Linked DNA regions of Homo sapiens: region 2 is linked to region 1. Evidence: chromatin loops called from intact Hi-C (ENCODE). Cell type or tissue: OCI-LY7. All regions are shown on one strand.

What was found. Hi-C counts contacts between places; a loop is a spot of excess contacts. Peaks named below come from ENCODE experiments on the same cell type or tissue, not always from the same donor. Only the 100,000 strongest peaks of a DNase experiment are listed, where the experiment ranks them.
Region 2: it touches region 1 in a loop (11-fold over the local background); 23 of 110 quality-filtered maps call a loop at or near these places.

What each region holds. Positions count from the first base shown.
Region 1 is chr16:84,083,817-84,086,316 of GRCh38, reverse strand. MBTPS1 (membrane bound transcription factor peptidase, site 1) reads left to right here. Exons shown (of 23, transcript NM_003791.4): 10 at 1,183-1,334. Among named protein-coding and RNA genes, the nearest start is that of MBTPS1, 32 kb to the left of the region's middle. RefSeq lists a silencer at 1,337-1,386. In OCI-LY7, CTCF peaks have their summits at 1,135 and 1,342 (motif pointing left); DNase peaks (open chromatin) are centred at 336 and 1,346; H3K4me3 peaks cover 1,005 bases; H3K27ac peaks cover 1,320 bases.
Region 2 is chr16:84,139,955-84,142,454 of GRCh38, reverse strand. All of the region lies in intron 1 of HSDL1 (hydroxysteroid dehydrogenase like 1), which reads left to right. Among named protein-coding and RNA genes, the nearest start is that of HSDL1, 4.0 kb to the left of the region's middle. In OCI-LY7, CTCF peaks have their summits at 859 and 1,058; a DNase peak (open chromatin) is centred at 1,004.

The DNA of each region.
Region 1 (2,500 bases):
ACCGAACTGTGGTGAGATGTCATCCACTTTGTCCCCAGCTCCCCGTGTAAACGCTTTCACCAAACCGTGATGAGATGTCACGTCCATGGCCTTCATCACCAGCCAGCTTTTTAATGGCATTTGAGAAATGTCCTTCCATCATCACAGCTGCAGTGGAGGATGCCTTTACTCGGTATCCCAGTATGTGCATCCATGGTCCTTGGGTTTGATGGTCAGAAAAGGGCTTCCCTTCAAATTGGGCTCCTGTTTTCTGACAGAATATGAGATCCTATTCTAATTTTCGTTTTGCCCCAATTCTTAAGAAGCTTAAGCAAGTACTTATTAAAACGTTATCCCAAGTTAGTCGTGTGGTTATCTTGTTCCTTCTCAGTGGTTTCTTATTTCCTCTTTTACAACCGTTTGAAACATCCACTCATACCGTGTACTTTTTTCCTTGTAAAGAAACATGTTTGGGTTTTTTTACATTTTAATTTTCTAATTTTTCTAACATATTTCTAATTTTAACTTATCTAGAGATAAAGCAGTTTCCAGTTTCTGGTCTTGGTGATAAGCCAGTGTCCACTTTCCAGTCTGGCATGTCAGCAAAATTAAAATACTTATCTTTTAATTGCTTTATGCCTTTGCCATTGTTCTGGTTGTTATAAAATATATTTTTAAAAATTTACTTTCTACATTATCGTTTAAGCTTATTTTCTGTATTGTAGTGAATTTCTTTGTTTTTTTCTCTTTTTTTTTGGGGGGGGGGCGGGTGCGGGGCTGAGGGGGACAGGATCTCACTGTGTTGCCCAGGCTGGAGTGCAGTGGCACAATCACGGCTCCCTGCAGCCTTGACCTCCCGGGCTCAGGTGATCCTCCTGAGTAGCCGGGACTACAGGCTTGTGCCACTACATCTGGCTAATTTTTGTATTTTTTGTGGAGATGGGGGTCTTACTGTGTAGCCCAGGCTAGTCTGGAACTCCTGGGCTCAAGCAGTCCACCTGCCTCGGCCTCCCAGAGTGTTGGGATTACAGGTGTGAGCCTTGCGCCTGGCCTGGAGTGAATTTCAGACTAAAACCAGTACCTTCCTAAGGTTATACAGTTTTTAACTAACCCATATCTCTGTTCTGATTTGATTCACTCATGATTGCATGCGGCTGTATGCCAATGTGCGAGATGTAGCAACCAAGCTGCTTTTATTCATAGGAGCTACCAGGAGGCTACGGTCGCATGAAACCTGACATTGTCACCTATGGTGCTGGCGTGCGGGGTTCTGGCGTGAAAGGGGGGTGCCGGGCCCTCTCAGGGACCAGTGTTGCTTCTCCAGTGGTTGCAGGTGCTGTCACCTTGTTAGTGAGGTGAGTGCTGCCCCCTAGAGACCAGTAGCTCCCACGTCAGGACAGGAGCACTCGGTGCCAGCAGAGCAGGAGTCGTGTCTTGCTTCTGCCCTGTCTTGGGTTTGAGAGCTTAGGCCCTTCACAGCCTTGCTCTGTCTCTCCTTCTTCATCTCTGCAAAGAGGTAGGAGTCACTTCTTTTATAGTTAGATGAAGTGAATGTGAACACACTTTATAAGCCTAAGTAAACAAAGTGCTGATAGGCAAAATAACCTGTTTCTTTATGTTTGTGTTCTGTTTTCTAATATCCCATTTATGTGCTAGAACTGTGATTTTTATATCCAAGCAAGCATAAATATCAGGCAGGGAACAAATAGTAAGATATTTCCCTGCCATATATCCTCCATTTCCTTGGGGATTCACTTTAAAAAAGAAAAACAAAAAACAAATCCTACTGCGTATATGTAAGATATACAACATGATGTTATGGAATACATATAGATAGTAAAAAGGAGGTTACTCTAGTGAAACGAATGAACACATCCATCTTCTCACAGTGTTACCCATTTGTTGTTTTTGTGAAGGGGACTCACCTTTTAATGTTCTCTATAGCAAAGGATGTCAGAGCCACCAGGGACTGACAGTCACCACTCTGCTTTGTCTCACTGAATCTCATGCAGTTGGAATGGAGCTTAGTGACTGGCCCTTAATCTTGCAGATAATGAAACTGGAAGAAAGTTCTCAAGGAGGCCGGGTGCGGTGGCTCACACCTGTAATCCCAGCATTTTGGGAGGCTGAGGCAGCAGGTCACCTGAGGTCAGGAGTTCAAGACCAGCCTGATCAACATGGTGAAACCCTGTCTCTACTAAAAATTACAAGTTAGCCAGGTGTGGTGGTGGGCGGCTGTAATCCCAGCTACTCAGGAGATTGAGGCAGGAAAATTGCTTGAACCCGGGAGGAGGAGGCTGCAGTGAACTGAGATCGTGCCACTGCACTCCAGCCTGGGTGACAGAGCAACACTCTGTCTCAATCAGCCAATCAATCAATAAAGTTCTCCAAGCGAGTAGACCAGAGTTGATGTTCACATGTTCTCACTTTCATCGGTGGCCCGTGTTTCTTTACTCTCAGTTGTAAAAGGATGTCTTTGGGGCTGGCATTTATCTTGTTACTGTATTTTCCCCAAAAATAA
Region 2 (2,500 bases), 56 kb before region 1:
CAAAAAAAAAAAAAAAAAAAAAAAGATGTGTGAGATCCCAGCCTCACACCATCACAAAACGCCAGGAGGATTAAAGACTTAAACTGAAAAAGCAAAAATGTAAAATTTCTAGAAAATAATTCGAAAAAATTTCTTCATGACCTGAGGCTAAGGAGGGATTTCTGAAATAAAACAAACCCTAAAGCAGAAAGATTGATATATTTGTCTCTTTCAAAATTAAGACATTCAGCCAGGTGCAGTGGCTCCCACCTGTAATCCCAGCACTTTGGGAGGCCAAGGCAGGTGAATGGTTTGAGCTTACGAGTTTGAGACCAGCCTGGGCAACATGGTGAAACCTCATCTCTACACACACAAAAAAAATTTAACTGGGCTTGGTGGTACATGCCTGTGTCCCAGCTACTTGAGATGCTGAGGTGGGAGGATGGCTTGAGCCCGGAAGGCGGAGGTTGCAGTGAGCTGTGATCATGCCACTGCACATCAGGCTGGGCAATAGAGCCAGACCTTGTCTCAATAATAATAACAACACATTTAGTTCATGAAAGACACTATAATGAGACACAAAACATACAGAGAGCTAGTATCTAGAATATTTAAAGAATTCTTACAATTCTGAGAGAAAAAAAAGGAAAGGACAAAAGATAGGAACGGGCATTTCATAGATTACAAAACACAGAAAGCACATACATATAAAAAGGACTGCAGCCTTACTAGTAACCAGGGAAATGTAAATTAAAACCATAATGAGATACCATTTCACAGCCACCCTGTTGGCAGAAGGTGAAGCTTTGGACGCTACCAGCCAGTGACATTGAGGAGTGGCACGAACCTGCTGCTGGCGGGAGTGTGAATGGGTTCTGCCGCTTTGCAAAAGCATTTGGCAGTGGAATGCATGTGGACCAGCAGTTAAACCATGGGCAAATCCCTTTGCGAACTCTTGCACAGGTGTGCAGGAGATGGGGACAAGCGCTCCCTGCAGCACTGTTCCTAACTGTAAATCAAAACCAGCAGAAACAGTGCACGTGCCTAGCACCAGCAGCAGGGGGACCTGTGAATCGTGGTGTATCTGAACCAGCAGCAGGGGGACCTGTGAATCGTGGTGTATCTGAACCAGCAGCAGGGGGACCTGTGAATCGTGGTGTATCTGAACCAGCAGCAGGGGGACCTGTGAACTGCAGTGCATCTGAACCGTGAGATACTGTGCAGCTGCCGAGGAGGATGGACTATATAGCTGCAGGGGCATGGATGAGTCTCGGGAATGATGTTGAGTGAAAGAAACAAGTCACCAAAGGGTCCATGTGGTGTGGTTCCTTTATGTGAGGTTCAAAACCAGGCGAAACTTAGCAATACTGTTTTTTTTTTTGTTTGAGACGGAGTCTCGTTCTGTCGCCCAGGCGGGAGTGCTGTGGCGCGATCTCCGCTCACTGCAAGCTCCGCCTTCCGGGTTCACGCCATTCTCCTGCCTCAGCCTCCCGAGTAGCTGGGACTACAGGCGCCCACCACTGCGCCCGGCTAATTTTTTGTATTTTTAGTAGAGACGGGGTTTCACCGTGGTCTCGATCTCCTGACCTCGTGATCCGCCCGCCTCGGCCTCCCAAAGTGCTGGGATTACAGGCGTGAGCCACCGCGCCCGGCCAGCAATACTGTTACTGTTTCAGAATACATGCTTGGGGTATACAGCTGTTTTGTTAAAAGAGTCAGGGAGTGACTACCCCAGAATTTAGGAGAGAGGCTGCCTCCAGGATAGAGGAGGGGCTGTAATCAGAGGAACAGCATACAGGACTTCCACGACACTGGTTTTGTTAAGTAGGCTGGTGGCTAAGTGGCTGTTTTATTATTCTTTGAACTGTGCATAATAGGTTTTACATACTTTTGTATATATTTAAACATTTTTGCCAGGTGCAGTGGCTCACGCCTGTAATCCCAGCACTTTGGGAGGCCGAGGTGGGTGGATCACTTGAGGTCAGGAGTTCAAGACCAGCCTGACCACCATGATGAAACCCCATCTCTACTAAAAATACAAAAATTAGCTGGGCATGGTGGAGGGCACCTGTAGTCCCAGCTACTCGGGAGGCTGAGGCAGGAGAAACGCTTGAACCCAGGAGGCGGAGGTTGCAGTGAGCAGAAATTGCACCATTGCACTCCAGCCTGGAAGACAGAACAAGACTCGGCCTAAAAACAAAAATTTCTTTTAGTTACAGAAAAATTCGTTTTCTATACATCTCCTGCCCTCCAGAGGCCTGTGCTCTCCTTGGACAACCAAGAAACCAAGATATAAGCAAGTTGAGTGTTTAAATAGAATCCAAAGCAGTGTGTGCTAAGTGCCACATGGGTAAGAGAGGTGGAGAGGAATTCAGAGGTGGGGGCAGTGCCACGGCCTGGGAAGGGAAGGGACAGGAAGGGAAGTTTCTCCCCAGGGCTGACATGTTGTTGGTGCTTGTTAGGAAGTGATTGAACGGAGGAGAAGACATGGGACTTGAAACGTCAGGAAGAACAGAGGATT